5 separate regions of the Homo sapiens genome follow, and all the other regions are linked to region 3. A link is a contact called in ENCODE Hi-C or POLR2A ChIA-PET data. All regions are on one chromosome and are shown on one strand. Each heading gives the region's core, a stretch centred on a gene start or an enhancer-like site at or near the end of the contact. The rest is flanking DNA. Distances are from core to core; before and after follow the strand shown. Region 1 holds the start of ZNF608 (zinc finger protein 608). Region 2 has its middle 81 kb from the start of LINC01170. Region 3 overlaps LOC124901056 (a long non-coding RNA gene). Region 4 has its middle 190 kb from the start of ZNF608. Region 5 overlaps LOC124901056 (a long non-coding RNA gene).

The links. A loop is a pair of places that touch in the nucleus more often than their neighbours do. ChIA-PET counts read pairs that join two places held with the same protein, here RNA polymerase II (POLR2A). Pooled maps may share reads with other maps.
Region 1: a loop to region 3 is called in a map of transverse colon, with 12 times the contacts of the local background. The contact joins the promoter of ZNF608 here to the enhancer-like site in region 3. A Hi-C loop is called at or near these places in 16 of 168 maps with a recorded cell type or tissue (Calu3, IMR-90, MCF 10A and 12 more) and 19 of 50 pooled maps. POLR2A ChIA-PET finds 5 or more read pairs at or near these places in 6 of 52 experiments (A549, AG04450, MCF 10A and 3 more).
Region 2: a loop to region 3 is called in a map of vagina, with 11 times the contacts of the local background. The contact joins two enhancer-like sites. A Hi-C loop is called at or near these places in 2 of 168 maps with a recorded cell type or tissue (ascending aorta and vagina) and 6 of 50 pooled maps.
Region 4: a map of sigmoid colon shows a loop between it and region 3 (8-fold over the local background). The contact joins two enhancer-like sites. A Hi-C loop is called at or near these places in 3 of 168 maps with a recorded cell type or tissue (endothelial cell of umbilical vein, prostate gland and sigmoid colon) and 7 of 50 pooled maps.
Region 5: a loop to region 3 is called in a map of ascending aorta, with 5 times the contacts of the local background. The contact joins two enhancer-like sites. A Hi-C loop is called at or near these places in 1 of 168 maps with a recorded cell type or tissue (ascending aorta) and 6 of 50 pooled maps. POLR2A ChIA-PET finds 5 or more read pairs at or near these places in 2 of 52 experiments (MCF 10A and RWPE1).

Annotation. Positions count from the first base shown.
Region 1 is chr5:124,745,078-124,748,120 of GRCh38, reverse strand. It overlaps ZNF608 (zinc finger protein 608), which reads left to right and starts at 1,482. Exons shown (of 10, transcript NM_020747.3): 1 at 1,482-1,926; 2 at 2,949-3,043. RefSeq lists enhancers at 1-242, 370-549, 243-1,241.
Region 2 is chr5:124,517,854-124,521,012 of GRCh38, reverse strand. No RefSeq gene overlaps it. Among named protein-coding and RNA genes, the nearest start is that of LINC01170, 81 kb to the right of the region's middle. Within about 2 kb of position 1,422, at least 4 of the 41 ENCODE cell types and tissues checked have a DNase peak (open chromatin) inside an H3K27ac peak, as active enhancers do.
Region 3 is chr5:125,483,070-125,485,998 of GRCh38, reverse strand. All of the region lies in intron 8 of LOC124901056 (a long non-coding RNA gene), which reads left to right. Among named protein-coding and RNA genes, the nearest start is that of LINC02240, 8.7 kb to the left of the region's middle. Within about 2 kb of position 1,283, at least 26 of the 41 ENCODE cell types and tissues checked have a DNase peak (open chromatin) inside an H3K27ac peak, as active enhancers do; they include IMR-90, PC-3, Panc1 and 7 more, where a contact is called at or near this core.
Region 4 is chr5:124,931,380-124,934,388 of GRCh38, reverse strand. No RefSeq gene overlaps it. Among named protein-coding and RNA genes, the nearest start is that of ZNF608, 190 kb to the right of the region's middle. Within about 2 kb of position 1,293, at least 5 of the 41 ENCODE cell types and tissues checked have a DNase peak (open chromatin) inside an H3K27ac peak, as active enhancers do.
Region 5 is chr5:126,000,677-126,003,892 of GRCh38, reverse strand. The region is part of intron 2 of LOC124901056 (a long non-coding RNA gene); the gene reads left to right. Among named protein-coding and RNA genes, the nearest start is that of LINC02039, 180 kb to the left of the region's middle. Within about 2 kb of position 1,297, at least 14 of the 41 ENCODE cell types and tissues checked have a DNase peak (open chromatin) inside an H3K27ac peak, as active enhancers do; they include ascending aorta, where a contact is called at or near this core.

The sequences.
Region 1 (3,043 bases), core at 233-2,732, 740 kb after region 3:
TCCCAGTGCCCGATAATTTAATATTAAACAAGGGAATAGTCACTCATTACATGTAATGGTTATAATTACCATTCGCCATCTCCTTAAAAAAGCAAGCAACAAAAATACCATTAAGAGAAAAAATAAAAGCCCCACCCAACCCAAACAAACCCACAAATAGTAACAATGGTGTATTTATTACAGGACCAGGCTGGGGAGCAAGCAAAAGGTTTTTCTTTGTTTAATACATGAAGTGGGGGTCCCTAAAATCCAAGTAGCTCGGAGATACCCTTCTCCCTCCCCCAGGCGTCCCCGTCCCTGGCCCCTTGGGAAAGCCGACAAATTGGAGATAAGTTGAGGAAAGGTTTATAAAGTGTTTCTTTAAAACATCTGCTTTGCTCTTGTGCTCATTACATTTCGCTCCTTCCGAACTTCGGAGATCCTAGATCTCCGAGAAATGTTTCACATTCATAACTTGTAGCTTCGCCCACTGCGGGGGGGCGGGGGGAGGAGGTTGGGGGAGTGTGTGCAGGGGGAGGGGAGAGACTTTCAGCTTTTTTTTTTTTAAAGACCAGATCAGTATTTTCTTGATACGCTTGTCACCATTTTTGTTCTCACGACAACCAATTGAGCCCTTGATCCTCACGTGATGTGAAAGGCTTGCACTGTAACAAAATCGCTCCTTTTAGATGGTTGGTTGTTACTAACTCGCCCATCCCCCTCTCCCAGCCCCGACATTTCCAGCAAAGCGACTCTCCACTTCCAATCCATCAACAATTCATTACTGCTTTTAGCTTCCAAACGCCAGCTAATTAAAAATACTAAGCCAAGCTCCGGGGCCATCTGACTAAACACAGGAGGGGCTGGGCGAAGGGAGAGGAGAGAAAAAATAAATAAAAGGGAGACACACCGTTTGCTGCGAGTATAAGAGGGAAAAACTCCCGAAAAGGGTCGCCTTAAAAAAAAAAAAAAAGAAAACAAAAACCTTATTTTGACTCTAATTATCGAATTACCACATGACTGGCTGACCTGAGCGACAGAGGATTCCACTCCCCTCGGGAGCTATACTAGGAACTCAGTTCCTTTTTCTTAAAACAACATAAGACAGGAAAACATCACATCCTTTAGGTTTCGAAGACTGAGCCCATTTTAAACGCCGTTATTTTCCCCACCCCACCGCCCCAAGCCCCCCGCCCCCCGCCCCGAGCGAATGCTGTTATAACTGGTTTATCAGCTCACTGAATCATCTGCTGTCTCCTCCTCCACACCTTTCTTTTTCTCCTCTTGCCCAGTTTCTCATCCCACCCTTTCTTCTCCTCCTCCTCCCTCTACTCCCCCCCTCCTTTTCTCTTAAGTTAGTTCAAGAAATCAAATCTGTCAGGACGGGCGGAAAAATGCCACTTCCCGACTAACAGGCGGAATCCAGCCCAGATTTTCAGTCCTTTCTTCTTATTCTTTCTTCCCTTTCACTAATTTATCCCGATGTTAGCACATTCTGTCTCGTTACTAGCGGACGCCTGTAGGTTTGCTACATGGGATCATTACTGATCACGGTGACTCTGAAGTCTGGAACTGAAGGCGGAATGAGAAGTTGGGAAAACTTTTTTCTCTAAACTCTCTGTTTTTTAAAAAACTATTATTCTCGATGCTTGTTAAGAGGAAAAAAAAACCTTTGGTGCTTCTGTTGTGAATGTGAAACATTATTTTCCAGCTGTACAGTGACACATTTTTTTTAAGGAGAAAAGGACTGATTCGTTTGCCAAAAGGGGGGTGGGGAGGTGGAATAATGTTATCGAGTGATTATTCTGGCTGAGATGTGTTATTTGGTTTCTTCCTTCTTGATCATTTGGTGTTTAAGTAAAATGAGGCACAGGCTTGTTTGCCGAGTGGAGTGGGAAAGGCATTTTGATTTGCTGGCCTAATTAAAAAATGATAAAGGATTAAAAGGTAAGCAATGTCTGTGTGTGTGTATGTGTGTGTGTATGTATATTTATTTATTTTTTTCTTGACAATCAACTGTTAAAAAGGGGCTGATCCCTTTAAAAACCGTTTTAACTGCTCTTTGTCAAACACACTCATTTGCGGTCATTGAGGCCACCTTGGCGCAGATCACTTAAAGTGTATGTCTTAATCAGTTTTCTGTACAGTCAGTAGCACCGTATTTAAGAGAGTGAGCAATTCTCTGACCTAGGAATATGGTAGAATTGTTTAAATGTATTTTTTTCTCAAAAGGCAGGTATTTAACTTTTTATATAACACTGTCTTTTCTAGAGAGAAATGCTCTTAAAAGACATGCATATTTCAAAAAAGAAATTGTAGAAGCTGTTTGGGAAAAGAGGATAGGAGGGAGGTATGTGTGTGTGTTGGGGGCAGTTATTGGTTGTTTTTTCTGTTCCTTACTAGGAACAAAAAACAGATTGCCCAGACAATTTGTAAAAAGAAGTACTGAAACCTAAATTAGAAATAAGGAAAATTTAGCAACATTCTATTCTGAAAACTAGCCTCAGAACTTCCAGGGTCTGGTCTTCTAAATTGCAAGATCTAGGACATGTTTAGGGATGTTTAAAGCTGTGTTCTTCCTTCTTGTCTGAGTGTTCAGGCTGTGTTTCTGGGGTTGAGATATCACATGTGCCAGACTGAAATCCTAAACTTTAAAAAAGAACACAAAAACCTTTCTGGACTTGAATCAGATCCTTAAGATAATTTAATGCTTTTAAAAAGGTGATTATCCTTGTGTTGTTGATAAAGGGATTTTCTTTTTAGCTACCGTAAGATGCTTACTGTCATAGGTTTATTTTTCGGGTTTGGTTATTTTCCTTTAAACCTGATATTGGACTGTGAGGACAATACATGAGCCACCTTACTCTCCATCCTTCCCTGTCCCCTTTACTGATTCCCCAATACTAATCGTTTTTTATTCTGGTAACACCCAGACAAGAAATATTCGACTTTTCCCCCCCCCTTCACAGGAAAAGGTGGACCTGGACTGAGGGTGTAAAATCCCTGGACACATTCGTGGGGCAGGAAAAAGAAGAGGAAGATTAGAAGATTTTTTTTTTCTTTG
Region 2 (3,159 bases), core at 173-2,672, 970 kb after region 3:
TCCCTGCTCTCTCTCTTCCATTTTTACTGCTGGCCCTACCCCAGGGATGTGGGCTATATACCATTTTTTTTCTGGCTGTTATCTTTTTTTAATTTTCTGCGATCTAACTCTTTTTTTTTTTTTTGAGGCGGAGTGTCGCTCTTTCGCCTAGGCCAGAGTGCAGTGGTGCTATCTCGGCTGACTGCAAGCTCCGCTACCCAAGTTCACGCCATTCTCCTGCCTCAGCCTCCCTAGTTGCTGGAACTACAGGCGCCCGCCACCGAGCCCGGCTAATGTTTTGTATTTTTAGTAGAGACGGGGTTTCACAGTGTTAGCCAGGATGGTCTTGATCTCCTGACCTGGTGATCCGTCCGCCTCGGCCCCCCAAAGTGCTGGGATTACAGGCGTGAGCCACCGTGCCCGGCCTCTGTGAAGGATATGAATGTTTACATATCTGTAAGCCACAAAACTCATATTCATTTTCAATTTCTTGTTACTCTCCATGATAGAAAGCAGAATGGGGCTGCTCACAAAACCCAGTGGATGACAGAGGTTTAGGCCTCCTTCATGAAGTTCCATAGGAGTTGTTCCCTGTCCACAGTGAATTGTAGCAGGAAGTAGAGTTGCTCACTGCTAGTCTCCTCTTTCACACACTTCTTAGGGGAGTCTCACACAGTTGTTATACCATCTTCAATCCCTAGGAATGTTCCCCTTCAAAATTACTCCTTCTAATGAGTGAGGTTCTCTAGCAATTACAAGTCTGCTTTCAAATTCTAGTGGCTCAATTGTGTATAAAGAGGAATGGAAATATGCCTGTTATTCTGGTGTCATTATTCATGCTCTTGCTCTATTCATCTTCCTTATAGCCACAGTCATTTTAATCCATCTCTGATACTCACTCACTAGCTTAACCAACCCTCAGACCCAGGTGTGGTCTACCCCTCACACACCACTTGCAGCTGGGGAACTATCTTTCAAACTTGTTTCTCCAAGTTGCTTAGTTCAGGTAACTTTTCCTGTACTCTGTCTTTGCCAAAACATCAGCTTTTAAGGCCTGCTCGTTCTTTTAAGAAGCAACACTAAAAAACAAGTGTTTAGATTAGAAGAAGGTGTACAGGACAGACTTCAGACAGGTGGAAATTTAGAAAATAGATTAAGCCTCTTGGGTGGCATTTTAAAGAATTTGTACTTCTAGAATTCATACTGCATCCAGATCCGGAAGAAGTCAAAATAGCAGGGACGGGGAGGTGATATGACAATGTCAAAAAAGTTACAGGCTGAAATGAAATATGAAAGAGGAAGTTTTACACCTTTTAAGGGGGCACAATCGGTATAGCCATTTAGTTTCTGTGGCTGTGCTATACCACATAGACTGTTAATTGTCATGAATCTGCTTTTCCTCTGAGGGTCTATTTATATCCTGTTGGAGAGCCAGTGGCACTGAGTCATGGCAATGTGCAGAGCTAGAATTAAGCAAGCTGGTGATTACTTATGCCTGTACAAGCAAGGGGCCAGTCCTTTGGGCAAAATTTCAGGAGCATTCCCTTCCATCTGCTGATAAAAAAGCCTTTTCTATGTTGGGCTATTGCAGTTAAAGCAACTCCTTTGGAGAAGACAAAGTGGTATAGTAAAAAAGGACTGAACATAGATCAGTTCTGGTTATGAATCTTGATTTATTCCTTAATACTGCATTGACCTTGGTCAAGTCAATTACTATCTGGGAACCTTAAATTTACCACCACTGAGTTAGAAATATTTATTTATTTTTCTTTTCTTTTTTTTTTTATTTTGGAGACAGGGTTTCACTCTTTTACCCAGGCTGGAGTACAGTGGTGCAATCCTAGCCCACTGCAATCTCAAACTCCTGGGCTCAAGTGATCCACTCCCCTCAGCCTCCCAAGTAGCTAGAACTACAGGCGCAAGCCACCATGCCTGTTTAATTTTTGAATTTTTTGTAGAAACAAGATCTCTCTATGTGATCAAGCTGGTCTCAAACTCCTGGCCTCAAGTGATCCTCCTGCCTCGGCCTCCCAAAGTGTTGGGATTACAGATGTGAGCTGCCATGCCTAGCTGGAAATATGGAGTTACAGATGTGAGCTTCCATGCCCAGCTGGAAATATTTATATTTTTATATCTTGTGCCCTTCTGGGATCAATGAGAGGATGAAATGGGATAGCATATTTGTTGACACTATAGAAACAATAACATGCTTTAGGCAGCTCAATGGTCAAACCAGGCAAGCTCTGTTAAGAAGAAATATATTCTGCTTACAGTAGCAAACTATCTAATTATCAGCCACAATCTCTAAGTTCATTAGGAATCTTTTAGTTGTGAGGGACACAAATGGTCTCCAGTGTCGTTAAGCAAATAGGTGAAATTTCACAAAGTTCTTGGGGGCTTCAGAATTGATAGGAGATTGAAGAACTAGAATTGGGAAAGTGGACAGAAGCCAGGAGAGTCAACAATCAGGGAGTAGTGCCGTCATGTTTTAGCAGAAGCAGCCTGACCAGAATGTCACTACCACCAGTACTATAGGACAGGACTTCTGCTACTGAAGGGACAACCTCTCCATCTGCAGCCTCCTCCTCAATTAATGAGGATATTCCTTCCTATCACATCTCCTGCTGTAGGTGAATCCAAGCAGTTCTCGTGCTTTGGCATTACAATGCTAGGATTCAAAGCCCTAGACAAGAGCATCTTCTAGGCCAGCTCTGGGTCATATATGCATAAGGTGACTACCCCTGTTTCTGGGGAGGGAGGATCTGGTGCCTTCAGCTTCCCCCAAAGGATTCAGGGAACTGCTACCATCAAGTCTATACACACTGGGGAGTTACAAATGTTTAGCTGACATTTATTATTTAGAACTTAGCTGATTCCTATATCAAAGGAAAATGGGAAAAATAAATAAGCTTTGATGTGAATTCAGGATAGTGAATTTTCAACTAAACACTAATGGGGGAGGAGGGGATGCCGGATGACCAAGGGACACAGTGAGCAGGGCACGGAAATAAAAAAGGGCCTTAACAAGGAGAGGTAAGAGGATGCTAAAGATTACTTTCTCCCCAAATTTTCTTACTCTAGATCTCATGTACAAACACTGCAAAGTTTTTGAAAAAATTATCTAAAAATTCCTTTCGGTTGCACAATTCATGCAGTATTGCATGTGTCATCTGGAAAGGA
Region 3 (2,929 bases), core at 34-2,533:
GAAATTCACAAGCCGCCAAAGAGGAAGAGACAGCTCTCATTTTTTGTCTTTAAATACACTCTGTGTCTTTTCTTTGCGATTCATCCAGGCTTTTGCTTCTTATTTGTATTTTGTTTGTTCCTCTGTGAGTTGGAGGTTTTGTTTTTGTTTTCAATACTAAAGGGATGTCCATAAAAGGTCATATTACCATTGAAAATACTTAAGCTCTGTTTTTCCCCTTTCAGAACAATATATCACTTCATTTGCCTAAATTCACTCAGCTTTTGTGGGTTTTCACATGTGTTACTTGAGAATGTTGGCAGATCTGGAATTTTATGAGGAGAACTGCCCTAGAGGTTGCTTTTTTTCAAATCTTATGGAGAAGTTTCTCTCCACAGCTCTCCAGGCTCAGGTCACAAGCTTTCTTTGCAGCATGTCAGGAGGCAATTAGAGCATTTGTTCAGGCTGGAATGCCCTCTTCTCTCAGAGGCTGCTCTTACTGAATTTGTTGGGCTTTTAATGTAATGTTGAAATCTGTTCCTGCTTGACTCCTACAGCTGGTTTTGATCAGGCTCCTCTAAAGAGGAAGTTTCAATTAGCACAGCTCCAAATGTGCTCGGGAGGTATATTTTATGACTACTCAACTAACAGCACTCTTTGTTCCTAGTGGTGTGTGACTCCTTAACAAACACAGCCATTCGTGTGAGTCACGGAGTGACTTTATAGCAAGGCTAGGCTTTGCCAAAACCAGAAGAATGAGACAGCCAAATTGAATTAGTGGTTGAAACACATTAATTTATGCTAGATAAATGTTATTGTGGTCCCGTGGGCAAGTACTCAGGTCATAGGCTTTATGAACTATTTGCAGCAAGAGGGCTTGGTGGCAGTAAATCAGCTCTAGAGCAGGACTTTGCAGAGGACTTACAGCCACTTACTCTCCTGTTTCCTTAAATTGCCTCTGCCATTTTCCCCTCCTTCCACTGAGATAGCTCACCATTTCGTACACAGTTTGTGATATTTAACATATAAGCAGTTGGATTAATGATTTGTGTAGGCTTCGCTTGACTCTGGTTGAGATGTGGCCATCTATTATGCCTGTGGCCCTCGCCACAGGCAGCTGTGTGTTTATCATTCCAGACTACAGATCTCAGTGGGTACAGAGCTCTGGCTCAGCACCAGCTTTCGGAGTCCGTGCAGCTGTGCCGTAAATGGAAACCTTGATGCCTCAAACACAGCACACACAACCAAGTCCTGACAAGGCTGTTTCTCTTCTGGGAAGGAATTAGATCCACTTAAGGCTGGATTATTTCTAGAGTAAGAAAAGTAGAAATAAGTGTTTTCTGGCTGCAAATTGTGGCAAGTGAGAGATGATGCCAAGAAAGAATTATGCATAAATGATAGTGTTTAAACTTGTTTTTATGTGTTTAAATGTGTATCTGCCAAAAATCTGACAAGGCCTTCCTGTTGGCATTTTTTCAGAGAGAGACCACTCACACACCAAGCATTTTCTTAATAAAGAAATAATTGTAAATCACTAGCGTCTAGGCAGGTGATAACCAGTTGACCTTAAACATGATCTCTTGCAAAACCCGGGGAAAACAACGGGCTGGGTAAAGAGTGATGAATCACTGCCTCCCTCCCTCCAAACCACCAAAAATGCCAGAGCATCAGTCAAGTCCCTGGAAATTTAGTGCCATGAATAAGGGGCTAAGCTTCAGACTTACTTCTAGGTTTAAACACTCATGGAACCCTTCTTGGCTTGGCAATCTTGAGCAAATGGCTACTCTCTGTCTGTGTCCTCACATATGAAATGGAGATAGTGGTAATATCTACTTTTGCAGGGCTCTTTTTAAGATTAAAGAAGTTCATGAACGTAAGCCATTAACAAAGGGAATGAGGAACAAGGTTAGCCCTCAACAAACAATAGCTTGCGTTAATTATTGGTATTGCTGTTGTTACTGCTGTGGATCCAAAAGAAGGCCTTCTTTACCTTTTATTTTAATTCCCCAGTGGCTAGTGGAAGGAGCTGCTGGTGCAGTAGAGGTTACCTTTTCCTGGTATAATCTCTCCTTGTAGATGGAAGAATACCCAAGAGCCACTCACCATATTCTGTTCAGCCCGTTGACCTTGACCTGCCTAACCCTTTAGGCTTACACTGCTCTGATGTTTGCTTTTTATGTTTGAAGACAGCTGCTATGACATTTATCATAAATATTTAGCATACAGCAGAAAGGCTTGACACATGTCAGGTTCTCATCACATTTCTCCTGAATTCAATTTTGTGTTAATGAATGCCTATGTATGTGCTTAAAGCTCTATGTTTAGACTTTGGGATAAAACTTCCCCCAAATTCAGCACAATTTCCTAAGATTAGATAAATGATATCTTTTCCAGATTTAGAAAAAAAATGCTGTGTACCCTTTAATCCTGGAAAAACAAAAAGGAAAATAAATACAATCTAGCCTCGGGCCCTTTAAGTTTTCTGAATTAGTTGAATCCTACGTATGTTGCTCCAGCTCAGTTCTCAACTAAAACCCATTAAACTGTTCGGATTTAATGTATCTGTTGCTATGCATTCATTACCTGGTTACTTGGTTGATTTAAATTTTTAAAAAACACACAAATTTAGTCAAAACTTTTTAATCCATCTATGTGTATAAGCACATTAAAATATGTTTTTGTTCTGCTTCCCATTTTAAATTAGAGTTCCTTAAGAGCAGGTCCTGTGTCTTCTCAAACTCCAAAAAGTGTCTATAGCACCTTTTACAACATGTACCTACTGAATGTTAAATACAAAATGATATATGTGGCTTAATTTCCCATGGTCAATTTTACCTTCTAAGTCTCAAGCAGAATTTCTTATCCCATGGATTTTTTACTGAGTTACTAAGAAAAAATAAGTATAAAGAATGTCTCGTCTTCAATATTAAAAGCTCCACGAGAGCAAGGA
Region 4 (3,009 bases), core at 44-2,543, 550 kb after region 3:
GAGGTGGAGGGTGCAGTGAGCCAAGATAGCGCCACTGCACTCCAGCCTGGGCAACAAAGCAAGACTCCATCTCAAAAAGAAAAAAAAAGAAAGAAAATAAATTTGTGCACCTCCTGAAGCCTGGTGCCAAATTTATTTATAGAAATATAAATTTACCTTCCTGCTAAGCATGTGTGAGACGCCTCTAACTTAACACTCACCAGTCAAAATTAAATTGTTAACTTTAAAAATTTAGAAGTTTGGGCCAGGCGCAGTGACTCACATCTGTAATCCCAGCACTTTGGGAGGCCGAGGCAGGCGGTCACAAGGTAAGGAGATCGAGACCATCCTGGCTAACACGGTGAAACCCCATCTCTACTAAAAATACAAAAAATTAGCCGGGTGTGGTGGCAGGCACCTGTAGTCCCAGCTACTCGGGAGGCTGAGGCAGGAGAATGGCCTGAACCCAGGAGGTGGAGCTTGCAGTGAGCTGAGATCGTGCCACTGCACTCCAGCCTGGGCGACAGAGCGAGACGCCATCTAATAAAAAAAAAAAAAAAATTTAGAAGTTTGATAGGTCCTTCAAATGTATTTGTTTTAATGTGCATTCAACTACTTGTAAGACTGTATTTTTTCATGTCCATTGGTTATTCCTATTTATTCTGTCTTAGTACTTGTTCTAAGTATTTATTGGAATCTTAAGTGTTTAGCTTTAACTATTTGTTAAATATATCATATAAAGTTCATGTACTATAGATTTTTCCTAAAGAGTGATGCTATGATGTAAGGGTGTTAATCCTTTATGAAGTTAGTTAGGAAGTTAACCCTTCATATTATTTTTAATAGCTTTTGTTTCAAATTGTTGAGTTTTGAGAATTTTACTTTTTGTGGAAAAAAATTTTTTGGGATATTTTTGTTCATGATTGTGTGACAGACATTGAGGTGACCTGCTCAGATTGCCTTTCCAGAAAGAACTCCTGTCCAGTGAGTAGGAGTGTGTTTAGCTGATGGCCTCTAGTTATCAGTTCCTTCAGGTTTTGCCTCAGCTTTTGAGCTGAGGGCACATTATTTTGGGGGTGGTCCTCAACCAATGACTGAGCCAGGCAGTTGTTTAAGGGCCTACCCATCTTCACCAAACACAGGACCCCTCTAACGGGCATTTTTAATATTTTTTTACCCAGCACTGGAGCTTGAATGCAATTGCTCCAATAAAAATGTCATGATCATTTGCCCAGTTCCTGAACCTGAGCAATTCCAGACCTGGAATCTATTAACCAAAGAAGTGGCTGGGTTCCCAGGGGGAAAACCCTGCCAACACTGAGACAAATATACAGAGCACTGACACTCCAAGTTCTTCTCTAAAGGCATTTATGGCCATTTATTCAAGTGAATACATAATATGGTAAGAATGACCAGACCCTTTAAGGGGTATTAGATAAAGAGTCCAAGTGGTCACTGAAACTCGGGGACATGGAATGTCATCATGGCCTCTCTTCTTAGAGTGGGGTCACATAGGAATCAAGAAATAATGAGGCCAGGCACAGTGACTCATGCCTGTAAACCTAGCACTTCGGGAAACGGAAGTGGGAAGATTGCTTGAGCCTAAAAGTTTGAGACCAGCCTGGGCAACACATTTCTTTAAAAAAAAAAAAAAAAACATCAGCTAGGCATGGTGGCACGTGCCTGTAGTCCCAGCTACTTGGGAGGCTGAGGTGGGAGGATCACTTGAGCTGGAAAGGTCGAGGCTGCAGTAAGCAGTGATCACACCACTGCATTCCAGCCTGGGTGACAGAGACCCTATTTAAAAAAAAGAAACAAGAATGAAGAAATTTCAAGGCCTAGAGTAATAATAATATGTCCTCTAGGTTCACAAACCCTCCTGGTGGTCAGTTCCCTAGTCCCTGAATGTATAATTAGATTTAACACACTTGAAAATTAGAAAACCATCTATATTGAGACATTGGCTTATAGGAGTAATAGTTATCAGAGTGTGGAAAGCCAAATTGGAGGCTATGAAATAATCCACCACCACTCTCCAGTCAGCATAGCAAATCAAAAACATTACTGCATCCCAGGTAAGAAAATGAGGAGCACCAAAGACTAGTGCTTTTGTTTTGTTTTGTTTTTTGTTTTTTGCAATGCAGTTTCACTCTTTTTGCCCAGGCTGGAGTGCAATGGCACAATCTCGGCTCACTGTAACACCTGCCTCGCGGGCTCAAGAGATTCTCCTGCCTCAGCTTCCCGAGTAGCTGGAATTACAGGTGCCCACTAATTTTTGTATTTTTAATAGAGACGGGGTTTCACCATGTTGACCAGGCTGGTCTTGAACTTCTGACCTCAGGTGATCTGCCCACCTCGGCCTCCCAAACTGCCGGGATTACAGGTGTGAGCCACTGCGCCCAGCCCTTAGTGTCATTTTTAAAGGACTAAAGGGTCCAGGGATGGTGGTACCTAGCATATCTCTATTTAATTCACCAGTCCAGTTCCTGCAGAAAGTAAATTGGTTTTGGAGAATGACTGAGACTTCAGTAAGATCAACCAAGCTGTTGCCCAGTCACAACTGCTGTACCATGTGTGGTATCATTGTTAAAGGATATTAATATAGCCTCTTGTGTGGTATATGGCCGCTGATATAGACAATGCATTACTTTCTTTTTTTTTTTTTTTTTTGAGATGGAGTTTCACTCTGTCACCCAGACTCGAGTGCAGTGGCACAATCTTGGCTCACTGCAACATCCACTCCCTGGGGTTCAAGTGATTCTCGTGCCTCAGCCTCCCAAATGGCTGGGATTACAGACGTGAACCACCACCCCTAGCTAAGTTTTTTGTTTTGTTTTGTTTTGTTTTCATAGAGATGGGGTTTCACCCTGTTGGCCAGGTTGGTCTCGAACTCCCAACCTCAGGGGATCCAACTGCCTTGGCCTCCCAAAGTGCTGGGATTACAGGCATAAGCCACCACACCCAGCCAAGAATTCATTACTTTCTATCCCAATGAAGAGAAAGGATTAAAAACAGTTTACATTTTCTTGG
Region 5 (3,216 bases), core at 48-2,547, 520 kb before region 3:
TTCTCAAGTTGTCTGTGTGACCTCAGGGTATGACATGAAGTATCATCTGTTCCAAAGATGACAGGGACCTCACTGAGAAAGGAACTTAAAAGTTCTATCAAATTGGTTATAGTACAGGTTTTGGGGGAGGAGGAGGGAGAGGGGGATAGCAGACGTAGATTTAGAGTATGGGAATTGGACAATTAAAATGGAAAGAAGGTTCAAATATGTTGAGAAGCAAGTCAGTACATGTGCAAAAACAGAAAACACCATGCACATGTAGATTTAGAAGAATTGCTAATACCCGCAGTGTTCCAATGAGGCATAAACGCAAACCATGGCGTGCCCTGCAGGGTCTCTCTGTGTGTTCATTACTTTTAATACCATTCTGTGCAAGCCTCAGAGGAACACAGCCAACTCCCACATCTTGGGGTTAGCATAATCTTGCTGTGGCTGGCACTCAGCCTGTGCTTGACTAAGTCTGCTGATGTTTCTGAGAGGAGAAAAAAAATGGAAAGCATTTGGTTTGGTTGTACAGATTGCTTTCTTTTATAAAGTGGGGGTGGGCTGGTTGAAGTGGTGGCAATGTATGTTTTCAACTGGGCTAAGTCTTGAAAATTACAAAATACAACAAAATGAAATTAATTCTTTTTGTTAATCATCAGGATTTATTGCTGTCCTTTTGGGGGGTGAGAACTTGATGTGGAAACACTGATCATACAAAAGAATTACAATAAAGTTATGACATCTCTCCCATCTTTTCCAGAGCTTTTTTCTGTTCCCTATCATTGCCTGGATAGTGGTTATTCAAATGCTAGTTAATTAAATTTTGGTAAGGACCAATGCAACCAGATTTATCTTAGTCTCTTCATCTTCTGTTCCTAATTTACCCTTTAAGGAACTCTGATTGCAAATCCCATAGAAGAAAAATCAGAGGGTGATGAGAGGAAGGAACAGAGATTGTGCTGAGTTTTATCAACTAGGAAATAAAGTGAAAATGAATTTTCAAAGTGCTGGAAAGGGGCAGAGACACACAGGCTTATCCCCTGTGCTTGAGCATGATAGTTTCACTATAGTCCCTACTTTGTTCATGTGTTCAAGGTATGTTTTTTTCTCTCTCTCCCTCCCCTTTCCAGAGGTCTAAGGCTCTCAAATTGAGAGAAGCTCAAAATATCACATTGTTGGGAAAGAGCTGACTCTGGCTTTCTTCAGGGAATTTAGAGGCCCAGTGACTTAGAGCAAATCACATGGCTGGTGATTGGCTTTGTCTCTGTTTTTATAAGTGATTAAAAAGAAAACCACTTCAATAATCCTCAGACCTCTGCTCTCGCCTGGGATCTCTTCCAACCAGGCCTGCTCAGCAGAACCCCTGGGAGGAGGAAAGCACACGAGCTCTCAGCCAAAAAATTAGAAAAAGCAACAAAGACATTGGAACCGGAAACTTCAGTGTGGGCCAGAATTCAAGGGCAATACCTTTTTCCCTCCTGGTTTGAGACTCACATTCAGTACTCCCATTTCATCTTTAGTTCCTCCTCTCTCAGCTTTCAGGGCCTTCACGAAACCTTGGAGCGTGATTTGATAAACATTTGCTTTGAACACAGAGACAGTGTGGCTCTGAGTTGCCAGTGGACAATGGAGTGACAATAATAACAATGAGATGATTTAAATCGCGTATGATTCTAAAGACAAGTAATGTGTTACTGGGGACAGAAGACTTTGCTCTATCCTGGGGGGGTACTCTTAAATGAAGGAATTTCAGAACAGATTTCCCAAATGAATGCATTTCTTAGTCCCTAAACAAACCATTAACAAAACTTAAATTTATTTAGTATTCTTTAGATTGACCTGTATTAGTTTTCATTCTAACATCCATATGTAGGTTTTCGAAATCTAAATCTAAGTGAGGAAGGCCCTGTGTTCCAGGTCCTGAAGTCTGAATGCCTGTGTTAGAAACCTAGCTCCTCTATCTATTTGCTAAATGATCTTCAGTGAACATATGACCTTTCTGGCTCCTCATTCCTCATTTATAAAATGGAGTAATAATAAGGAATCTGCCCCCTGGGGGTGCTTGAAGAAGTAAAGGAAATAATGTGTATAAGATATTTTACACAGTACCTGCAACATAGGGAGTATTTAAGAAAAATGACTATGTTACCTTTAGAACAGGAAAGTTGCTTTTATGCTTTTCTGTATTCCTATATTATGTAGCGTTTTAAAAAGGGAATAATGAATAAAGGATAGTAGTTCTGGAAGATAGTCATTTAGTCATTTTCTCTAACTCTTTTTTCACCTTACAGGCAGATGATCAAATTACTGAGTCTTTTTGTTACAAAGTGGTATTGGCAGAATATTTCCTTTAGAATATTGTAGTGTGGTTTCCCCTTCTAAAATTACTAAAATGCCAGGAAATTATCCATTCTGGAGTCATAGTGGGTTTAGTGTGCTTGAGACCTTGAGTATTTTCTTGTGTTTATGGTCATATAAATGCAGACACACAGAAAACAAGGTTATATAAAGTAACATTTGTACCTTGAATCATATTCATTTAATGTTTTATATTGCTAAAAAATACATTGTATTGCTATTTTTGTTTCACCCAGAAATATCTGGATGAAAGAAAATCCAGAAGGAATTATGATTTCTGCACATGACTTGTTTTTTTATTTTATGCTATTAGCTATTTAATACTGCAAGTATTTGTACAATGGTCAAAACATTAGAAATAATTAGTCTGAATGTGTTTAAACCTCAACAGAAAACACTTGTGTTCTAACAGATCTAAATATTTAATGAGATTTTGAAAACCACAATTACAGCTTTTTATAGAAAAGGAACTTTACCTCTGAGACCTGGAAAAAGACTGTTTATTATATAAAGAAAGGGACTTTTTATATTTTTAATATATAATTTAATAAGAATTCTACCATTCCAATCTTAAAATCTACAGTTTGAGAAGAAAAACAGAAAAGTCATGTCAGAAAAATATTTTAGAAGGGTAGCACCTATTTATTTTTTAGGAAAATGTCCAAAGTATACAGAAGGCAGAAATCTAACTCAGGCTGTTTTAGTTTATTGAATTTTCTGTTCCTTGGAAATCATAGCACAATTCTCTAGAGACACCTATAAGGATGTATTACATCATAAAGTACACCAAGGATACTAACCCATGTTATTAAACTGTCAACATACATTATACTACAATTTGTCCTCAATCCAATGCAACTAAAAGCCCCATTG